2 separate regions of the Homo sapiens genome follow, and region 1 is linked to region 2. The links are chromatin loops, found by intact Hi-C in ENCODE. Cell type or tissue: OCI-LY7. All regions are shown on one strand. Each heading gives the region's core, and the rest is flanking DNA. Links, peaks and the distances in the headings are about the cores only. Region 1 has its middle 420 kb from the start of SHISA9. Region 2 has its middle 490 kb from the start of SHISA9.

Region 1 (5,384 bases), core at 236-5,235, 70 kb before region 2:
CGCACAAGAATAAAGCTGGCTCTTTCCCCCTGCTTGACATAGATTTGAAATGGTACCTCCAAGGCTGTGGCTGGAAAGAGCCCAGCTTCAAGTGAGCCTCCTCCCTTTTGTTGCTCCCTCTCTGCCATCCTGGGATGGGAGTGTGCGTGGGGAGCAGGGGGGTTACTCAGAATCTGATGTAATCCCTCCTTTCCATCCATGATGCACAGTCCTGAGCTTGCAGAGGAGCCCTGGGAATGGTCTCTCAGCTGTGGCCCCTTCTGGGTCCCACAGGGGCCTTTCCAGGGTGTACAGTGCAGAGATGTGCACAGAGCTGTTAAAAAAAAAAAAAAAACAAGGCCAAGGAACAGAACGCATGTGGCTTTTCCAGCGGGGATGGTTCTTATTTAAACTTTGGTTTTACATTTGTTTTGATATTTGAATTTGAAGCCAGGCCAGGAAAAAGGAAAATCTGCAATTATAATCATTTCTTAGCCTGTTAAGATGAAACTTTAAAATGAAATGTTAGGTTAGAAAGTAGGCAAAACAGCCGGGCACGGTGGCTCGCACCCGTAATCCAAGCACTTTGGGAGGCTGAAGCGGGCAGATCACGAGGTCAGGAGATCGAGACCATCCTGGCCAACATGGTGAAACCCCGTCTCTACTGAAAATACAAAAATTAGCCTGGCGTGGTGGCATGCACCTGTAGTCCCAGCTACTCAGGAGGCTGAGGCAGGAGAATCGCTTGAACCCAGGAGGCAGAGGCTGCACGGAGCCAAGATCGCATGCCACTGCACTCCAGCCTGGGTGACAGAGCGAGACTCTGTCTCAAAAAAAAAAAAAAAAAAAAAAAAAAAAGTAGGCAAAACAGCAATAGGCTCAGAGGTCAAGCAACCCAGCAAGTTCCAATTCAGGTTTCTCTCTTTGTAGGTATGTGACCTTGAGCAAGTTATCTCACCTTTCTAAACCATGGCTTCCTTAACTGTTGTAATAATGTTAAACTCTTTGGGTGCTAGGGAAGCTTAAAGAAGATAATCCATGCCATGTTCTCAGCACTGTACCAAGAGCCACACATAAAGGAAAGGTGCTGTTTTGTTTTTGTTGTTGTAGTTGCTGATGAATACAGCCTCCTGTAGAGATAGTAGGGTCTCCTCTGGACAATGGCTTCTTCCAGAGATCAAGTCTTACCCCTGGAACATGCAGAGCCATGTCAAATATGAAATCAATGTCTTCTTACCCTTTGCTTGTGAAGGGAAGCTGACAAGCTGGGTAGGACAGGGTTGGGGGACAAGGGTATTATTTGGCAAAAGCACTGAAAGTTTCCTCTTCACAGCTGGACTAAATATGGACTCATTCTGTGGCCACCCCCCTCTAGACCTCCCTGTCACCATTTATACAACAAGAAGGTTAGAATCTGAGTGTCTCTAAACTATCTTCATTCTTTGATCTACTAGTCTGGTGTTGTTCAATGGAACTGTCTGCAATGCTGTAAACCTTGTGTCTGCCAACTTGGTAGCCGTTAACCAGATGAAGGTATTGAGCCTTGAAATGTGGCCAGTGCCACCAAGGAACTAAATTTTTGACTTTATCTAAATTTTAATACATTTAGATTCAAATGTAAGTAGCCCATGTGGCTAATGGTTACTACATTGGACGGCACATCTTCATAATTCTGGAAATCCACAATGAAGTTTCTAAATGCAACCACGATTCCCATATTGTTGCCAGATCCATCCATCTACAGGTGGCAATAGGAAGGTATGTTACACTAGCAGACTCTAGTATCTGTGAGGTCAGAGATCATGTCCCAGTATGACTTTCTCTCCAGAGTCTTTTATAGCATAGAACACAGAGCCGGTGACAAATAGCATGTCAATAAATGAATGAATGAACGAATGAATGATTTTTCTCTGGGAGTCTCTCTTTCATCTTCCTGCCATAGGCCTGAAATTCCCCTAAGAGCAAATAATTCTGGCAGCTTTTGCATTCTGCTGTCCAGAAGTCATCTGTTAAAATACAGCCACCCTTGGGAAGGTATTGTAATAAATAAGGCCATTATTAGCATCCTACATCCATTAATCCATCAGATTAGTTGAACACTTAAGGGAATAGTACAAAGGAGAGGAACACACTGATTGTAAAGGCTGAGGGAAATTCTATAACTTAATGAGTTTATGTGTTGCATATTGTACATGTTTCCTTTTTCCTTGTGTGTTCAGGTGTGCCTGTCTGATAATCTCCAGGTGTGTCGGTGTATGGCTGTGTGTGCAATATATAGATGGGATTTGTCCATTGTTAGATAGTTGGACTCCAAATGACAATCATAATAATAAAATAATCTCAATAATAATCTCTGCCACTTAATATCTAATGTGATCTTTGAACAAACACTTAGCCTTTTGGAATTCACTAACTGTGAAATGGGGATAATAGGAATTATGTCTTATGGATTTGTGATCATTAAACAACATATTTTTTAAAGTACCTGACACAATACCTGACATATAATAGGTGCTCAACAAGTGCTCACTAAACGACACAATAAAATTGTGATTATATATTTCATATGTCTACATATTGTATATGTCTTACTAATTACATTAAATGCATTGCAACTATTCTCTTCTTTAATTCTCATAATAATATTGCCAGCTACGTAGTATATTATCTCTATTTTACAAATACAGAAATGGCCTCGAAGGAGCTGAGTGCCTTAACTGAGTTCAGCCAACCAGATCAGCAAATCAGCCAGTGTTGAAGAATAATAGTAATGATCCTAGAGTGATCTAATAGGAAAAAATAATTGGAAATGAGCACAGACTGAACTTCAAATCTACAGCCTTTCCCTAAAGCTGCCAAGGCCTCTGGAGCCAGGAGGGCCCTGAGTAGCCAGACATCTGCATAATGGTTTCTCATCCTTTCCTCTCTTCTCATCCTTTCCTCTCTTATCAGTTAATTCAGCTAGCTGAATATGGCTCCAGGCTCAGAGCCAGTTAGAGCCCTCTGAAAACAAGGCTGTAGGTGGATAAGTGGGGAATGTCTGTTTTCTTCTCTTTTGCATAGAAACCCAGACTGTGTGAGTTTTGAAGGTTAGCAGGGGTGCTAAGGAGGCTAGTCAAGGCCTATTTGGAAAGTGAAAGGCTAAAACAAAGCACCTCAGGCCAGAGAAAAAGGAAATAGCAACAGCTGTCTCTGCAGATGCGCTTCCCTCACCCACTCTCGCATCCCCATCCATCCTGGGGATGTGGGTGGTTGCAAAGTTGTGTTTAGAGAAGGGATGAAATTGGGTGGGGATGAGGAAAGCTTGAGACATTATTGTAAAGTTAAAGCTATAAAATCTTTGTGAAATCTTCTTCTTCTAGATCAAACCTGGCCCGTAAAGTTGTTTAACTCCCACATTATGGTTGTGGGAGATACTACCACCCAATAAAATCTAAGAGGCTACCAGTCATACTGTGTCTGGATTCATGTCACGTCCAGTACCTGCACCACAACTGTGAGAAGTAGGAATACTGCAGAGATTTCCTGATAGATCAGTAATCTCAGAGTCCCAGAATCTTCCTGCTATGTCTGCTTAAGAGTCAGGTTGTTTAGGTTCAACCCCCAGCTCAATGTTAGTTAACTTTGACTTTCTTCTTTCAAAAATGGGGGTGATAATGTTGATATTGGTAAGACAATTAAAGGAGGTAATTTATGGAAAATATTTATAGTAGTGCCTAGTACAAAATAGGTATTTGGTGAATGCTGGTGCTCCTTATAATTATTCCGTCTCCACCAAACATCCTTTTGGTAATGAAATATTGTGCTTGGTCTCATGGCCAGCAGTCAGAGTGCAATGCACTCTCACAAAGCTTGTACCTGGAGTTGAGTCAACAGATGCATTTTATCTCCCATGTCTTTTAAGTGACAGAATCCTCAGTCATTGAGTGGAAGTCCACAAGTTTGGCGCTTGACATGGTTAAATATAGTTTGGATGTTTGTCCCCCTTCAAATCTCATATTTATATGCGATATAGTTTGGATGTTTGGCTGTTTGTCCTCTCCAAGACTCGTATTGAAATATCCCTGTATTAATCCTTTCTCACACTACTATAAAGAACTGCTTGAGACTGTGTCATCTATAAAGAAAAGAGGTTTAGTTGACTCACAGTTCCGCACGCCTGGGGAGGCCTCAGGAAATGTACAATCATGGTGGAAGGCAAAAGGGAAACAAGGTAACTTCCTCACAAGGTGGCAGGAAGAAGTGTCGAGCAAAGGGGGGAAGAGCCCCTTATAAAACCATCAGATCTTGTGAGAATTCACTCACTATTATGAGAACAGCATAGGGGAAACTGCCTCCAAGATCCAGTCACCTCCCACCAGGTCTCTCTCTCGACACCTGGGGATTACAATTCAAGATGAGATTTGGGTGGGGACACAGAGCCTAACCATATCAATCCCCAGTGTTGGAGGTGGGTCTAGTGGGAGGTGTTTGGGTCATGGGGGCAGATTCCTCATGAATGACTTGAGGCTGTCCTTGTGGTCATGAGTTCTCACTCTATTAGTTCATGTAAGAGCTGGGTGTTTAAAGGAGCCTGGCACCCCTTCCTCTCTCTCTTGCTCCCTCTCGTGCCATCGATGTATCTGCTCCCCCTTTGCCTTCTGCAATGATTGCAAGCTTCCTAAGGCCTCACCAGAAGCAGATGCTGGTGCTACACTTCTTGTACAGTCTGCAGAACTGTAAGGCAAAATAAACCCCTTTTCTTTATGAATTACCCAGCCTCAGGTATTCCTTTATAGAACGCAGAATGGATTAATGCAGCTCTGAATCAGAATTGATTACCCTTTCGTGACCTCTTAGCAGTATCTTTGCTCTAGACTGAGCCAGGACCTAGCTCTGGGAGTTTCTGTAGCTCAAGAGTTGGTAAATAGTTACCTCCAGGATCCTGGCCCAGTTTCTAGCATCTATTCTGCCACTTTCTGATTGGCAACCACAAAGAAAAATGGGGAAAGAGCACAAGCTCTAGATTAAGGCAGAGTGGTTCAAATCCTAGCTCTACTACTCACTTGCTATGTAATATTAGTTAAGTAATTTCACTTCTATGAGCTGCAGGGGTTGTTTTTTTCAATCTAGGCATCCTCAAATGGCCTTGGTAGCACAAACCTCTTGACGATTATGTGAGTCAGGGTTCTCCAAAGAAATAGAACCAATAGAATTGTAAACCAAAAAGTATCTGAGGCAGTATCTGAATCAGTTTAGATTTTTATGTTGTCAAGATTAAGGACCATAGCCCGTGACACACCCTCAGGAGGTTCTGAGAACATGTGCCTGAAGTGATTGTATTACAGCTTGGTTTTCTATAGTTTGGGGAGACAGAAGTTACAGGCAAAGACATAAATCAATATGTGGAAAGTATACATTAGTTC
Region 2 (5,384 bases), core at 335-5,334:
GATATTTTATTGAATTAAATTAGGGCTCCATTTTACAGCCCAGGGATCATAGCATGGAATCAGCAGGTGGCAGCATTCCAGATCACTTGGAACTCAAACAGGTCCTCTGATTAACCTAGGCTCACAATGATGTACTCCAAAGGATAGGTCTTAGGTCTCTAAAGTCCCAAAACCCACTGCATTAAGAGGTTAAAGAAATAAAACTGATTTGCTGTGGAGGCTGCGATTGTCCTGGAAAATCACAATGCAATATCTCCACTGGCTATAATCACTGAGGAATTCCTTCTGCCCCTAAAGGGTTGGCACTCTTGCGTAGGATGGGTGCTCTTGCAAGATCTAATCCTGGAAATGCTCTCCATTCTCCATTCTTTTTTCCACTTACTTCTAAGGACAATACTGGGTTAGGCACCTGGCTTAAAGGAGTCTTTGAAGATCCCAACTGACAAGTGCAAAATATACGACTTGAAAAGAAAATCAGAATGCTTTGCCTTGGTTTGCTGAAGTGTGAAGTACATAGAACTTAAATACTATGTGGGTTTTTTCTAACCTTTTTTTTTTTTTCTGTAACTGAGCCAAAAACCAAAAGGGATTTTTTCTCTCTCTCTTTTTATAAGATACCAGGTGCACCAGAAGCAAGCATGCATTTTCTAAAACCAGTGAACCATGACATCAGAAGATTCTTAAGTCACGCCAGAACCAAACCTGCATTTCATCTAATCTCTGATCTAAATTAGGCCTCAGACATGCAATTGTTTTACCCAGTTGCAATCCAACATGAAGTGTGTTTGTTGGGCCTGTCTATCTCGGCTCAGTTGTGTTGTGGTCCAGTTCTGTCTCACTGGTTCTCTGCATCTGGGTGGCTGGCTGTCTTTGTCCCTCTGTGTTTCTATACTTTGTCTCTCTGCTTTTTGCTTTCAGTCTCTCTGTTATTCCGCCTGTGATCTTTCTCACTCTGCTGCTGCCCTTTTCTGAAGTGCTTTCAACACTAAGTCACGTTTAAGAGCACGTTTAAGATTTCAAGCTTAGGCTTGAAATCACCTCCTGCCTCTTTCTTCAGTCTCATCTGTCAACATGCTTAGAAGGGTATGTGGCTTGTAACAAGCATGTTACAGTCATTCACTATTATGATTCCCCACATTTGTGTAGCACTTTTCCAGGTAGTTTCTGAGATCAGCACGCTGGGTGACACCACAAAATGGAAAGAAAGGCTTTGGGAGAAAGAAGATTTCATGGGCTGATGAAAAGAAATACTTAGGTGACTTCTCTTGGCTGTGTGTGTCTTCTCATATCTTTCACAAGAGGCAGTCTGAGATATCTCAGGCAACTGCAGGGTATGCATGTGGCATATCTTGATTTTCGTAACACTTTGGCTGCTGAATCTCCATTCCAACCATGGCAATCTGTGAAAGCAAGAATATTGAGGAGAAAAGAGTAAAGAAAAGGGGAGACAACATGAGAGAGAACAGGAGTGGAGAAAGAGGATGAGAATTAAAGAGAGGGTAGAAAAGAGTTGATAAGAGTGACAGTAAGAGGAAGAGAAGGCAAGAGATAGAGTGACATTCACTGAAACCATAAAGCAGTGTGTCCTGCTGAATAGAGTAAGTGAGATCAACATGAACCCTTGGAAAAAAGATGCTATAGCCCACATTATTGCTCCTTACATTAAATTGTACTAAATATAAGTCTATTATCTGCTTAACTTAGTCTTGGTATAATTCACTGTGCTGCTGTAGGCCTCAGTTTCCATCTGAGGTCTTGCCTTTGTAAGCAAAACTGTAGCTCTGTACAGCAGAGATTTAGCTCCTTCACAACTGAAAAAAGGCTAAAGAAAGGGAAAACAAGGCACTTGGTGTTACAGAGTTAGAGAGAAGAGATACTGAAGTATTATACTTGGAAGCAGCAAACAAAAATCAGTCCCCAACGAATCTATGCCGTGCCATCTGCAGTCAATATGCATTATTACAGTTACACAGATGGCTGGGTTCGGGGGGAGTTCCAAGCCAGTGGTTCTAGACCTTAGCAGTGCACTGTGATCACCTGAGAGCTTAAAAAACATCTCAGTGTCCAGGTTCCACCCTAGATCAATTAAAGGGTGGAATCCAGGAATCAATATTTTTGGAGGCCCCCAGGTGACTCCATTGTGCAGCTAAGGTTGCAGACCTCTGATCTTGGATAACCCTGGGAGCCAAGCAACAAAGTTTTTGAACTCTGTAACCTGACTGCAGGTAAAGTAGCTCAATAAATGACTGTACCTGTTGGGTAATAACGGTGGCAATTCAGGGACTGTCAGAGGACTATGAAAAGTCCATCTGTTTGGAATGATGCAGATTTAATCAAATGATATTCTTCAAAAGTGACTACCTCATTCTCAGACATTTGGTTTGCCCCGAGTGTCTGATGGTCCCGGTTTGCTGGTATCTGTTTATAGCCATCTGCTGCCAGTGATTGTGGAGGTGAGGAACAACGTGTTGCCAGCTGAGGTGTGCAGCAGGGCAGCTTTCCTACCTGGTTTTTTCCTGGGAGGAAAGGTATCTTCACCCCTGGGAGTAAAGGTACCTCGAACATCCTAAATACACCTGTTATGGATTAGTTGTGTCTTCCTAATATTCTTATGTTGAAGTCTTAACTCCCAGTGCCTTAGAATGTGATTGTTTTGGAAATAGACTCTTTGGAGCTGTGATTAGTTAAGATAAGGCCCTACTGGAGTGTGATGACTTGACAGCTCCCTTCTTTTTAGTTCTAGATAACAATCTATTTTTCATGGTAAAAGTGGAAAGCATTCCATTATGTACATGTATATTAAAACATTATATTGTACACCTTAAATATATACATTTAAAAAAGAAAACATGTTTCATTGTCTGGATGTACCACAGTTTATTGATTCACCTACTGAAGGATGTAGACCTTTTACTGAATTCAGTTGGGGCTCCATTTTACAGCCCAGGGACTACAGCATGGAATCAGCAGGTGGCGGCATTACAGATCACTTAGAGGTCAAACAGTCCCTCTGATTAACCTAGGCTCACAATGATGTACTCCAAAGCATAGGTCTTAGGTCTCTAAAGTCCCAACACCCACTGCGTTAAGAGGTTAAAGAAATAAAACCGATTTGCTGTGGAGGCTGCGATATGACTGGTGTCATATAAAATGGGGAAATTTGTACACAGAAATATGCACACACGGAGAACACTGTGTGAAGATAAAGGCAGAGACCATCTGCTTCTATTAATATAAACCAAGGAGCACCAAAGACTGCCTGCAAAGCACGAGAAGCTAAGGCAGAGGCCTGGAAGGGATTCTCTTACTCACAGCCTTAGAAGAAACCAATTTTGTTGACACCTTGATTTTGGCCCTCCAGAGCTGTGAGATGATAAATGTCTGGCTTTTAAGCGAAACAGGTCGTGGTACCTTGTTACAGCAGCCCTTGGAAACTAATACAACGCCCCAGGATGGGAGAACAAATTCTGCCCACTGATGGGAACCAAATGGAGGCTTTCAGGCCTGGGGGAAGGTGTGCCCTGAACCAATCAGCTGGCCCCATTCCAAACCTGCTTCAAACTGATCACACAGATGTTTGCTCCTGATACCCTCGTGCTCACTGTATCCACTGTTGGGGGATTGAAATACCCCAAGCAGGGCCAGCTCCACGGGTGTGTGACCTGTGCAGTCACACAGGGCCCACTCCTATTTTAATTCTCTGGTGTTGCCATCTTGAAATTCTTAATTTTTGAACAAGAGCCCAGCATTTTCACTTTGCACTGGGCCCCCCAAAATTGTGTGGCCATTCCTTTCCCCAAATGTCTCACCAACTTTCCCTCTTTCGATCAGATCCCATCTACTTTGTCTGAATTTCTTATTGTGTCTGATCCACTGATGTCACCCCCTTCTTGCTTTCAGTGATATTTTTGTAGAAGTTTCCTTTTTAATACTATTGTTTCTGTTATTTGTAGGGATTTGGGGCAGGAGGGAATGGCAGACGGGCACTGTGTCAGCCATCTAAATTGAATAACCCAAAGCCAACAGGACTCTTATGCTCATTAGGTTGTTAGTCCTATCAGGGACGTTGGCTAGAGAATGGAGGAGAAGTTTATAAAAGACTGTGTGAGCCTTGGCTTAGGTAGTACAGCTCTGGGACTCTGATGACCATGAGTAACTGAGAGTCTGGAGGGAGTGATACACTGCTTAGGACCCTTGAAGGCTTGAAGGTGGCTGGCTGTCTCTGTGTCATACTGGCATGGTGTTTTGCTAATCTGATCATTTTATTCACAGCTCCCCTTGAAATCCTGGCATAGGTTTCTATTATTCCTGGGATGCTCTGACAAGTTGGGTCATTGTTCCCATTCTTTCCTCTTTCCCTGAATTAGAAATATGCACTCACACTCTTTGCCACGGTGCTCTACGTCACGTCCCACTGTGGGCAACGTGACCTTCCCACCCCATTGACACTGGGTTAGCCATGTGACTTGCCTTGGCGGATGGAACTTGAATGGGATTGTCAATGTGCCAGTTCCCAGCTGAGGCTGTAAGAAGCATTACGCATTTCCACTCACCTTCTTGCATTTCTACCATCTGCCATGAGAAAAACACACCCCACGTAGAAACTAGTCCAGAGAGAATGAGGAGACAGTCCCAATGCCCAGCCTGGATTCAAACCTAGCAGATTCCAGCTAAACCCAGAAGAGATACAGCCCCTCTACAAACCCATAAGCAGCGTTAATGTCCTTGTTTACAGAGGCCAGTGAGTTTGAGAGGTCTTTGCTATGCAGAATTATTGCTGCCAAAGCTGACTGATGAAGAAATAATGTGATTTCTTTAGGTGGGCTTTCATGTCCTTTTCTGGTCTGGACCTTTCTATTTGCTCAGTCTTATCTCCTACCCCCCACCCTCTTCTTTGTCCATTCTACACTCAGTTCAGATGTTCTATGTTCTCTCTCAGCTTTGAGCCAATAACACATTCTCTTCCTCCATCCCTGCCCTACTCAGGATCCTTTGACTTGGCTTTCTCGTTCTCACTCTCTAGCTCTCGGTCTAAGTGTCACTTCTACCAGTAAATCTTCCTTAAGGCACAGTAGGAAACACTAATGGCCCTGCAATGTACTCTCTTTGTGCCGTGTTCTTCCACACCATAGCACTTAGGACAGTATTGTGTCACTGCTAATATGGTGGGGGAAATATATTGAGATATTTATTTGTATTTAATTGCTGTAGAAGAATCAGGACGAATGAGAGGCAGCAATGCTTTGCTTTTTATACTCTGCCCCTCACTTGCACACAAACGAATCCCAAGGAGTCCATAGGGCCCCTCCCTTCCTCTGCCACTGTCATTTTAAAGCAAAAGCAGTATCTGGGGTGTGTGTGTGTGTGTGTGTGTGTGTGTGTGT

What was found. Peaks named below come from ENCODE experiments on the same cell type or tissue, not always from the same donor. Only the 100,000 strongest peaks of a DNase experiment are listed, where the experiment ranks them.
Region 1: a loop joins it to region 2, with 3 times the contacts of the local background. A loop is called at or near these places in 1 of 110 quality-filtered maps.

Annotation. Positions count from the first base shown.
Region 1 is chr16:13,319,484-13,324,867 of GRCh38, forward strand. It overlaps a transcript of SHISA9 not described here. Among named protein-coding and RNA genes, the nearest start is that of SHISA9, 420 kb to the left of the region's middle. In OCI-LY7, for the core only: no CTCF peak of the experiment used is centred there; a DNase peak (open chromatin) is centred at 3,128; H3K4me3 peaks cover 806 bases; H3K27ac peaks cover 1,238 bases.
Region 2 is chr16:13,389,577-13,394,960 of GRCh38, forward strand. It overlaps a transcript of SHISA9 not described here. Among named protein-coding and RNA genes, the nearest start is that of SHISA9, 490 kb to the left of the region's middle. RefSeq lists enhancers at 616-675, 1,086-1,135. In OCI-LY7, for the core only: CTCF peaks have their summits at 1,907 (motif pointing left), 2,117 and 2,972 (motif pointing right); DNase peaks (open chromatin) are centred at 705, 1,965, 2,395, 2,975 and 1 weaker place; H3K4me3 peaks cover 2,221 bases; H3K27ac peaks cover 3,698 bases.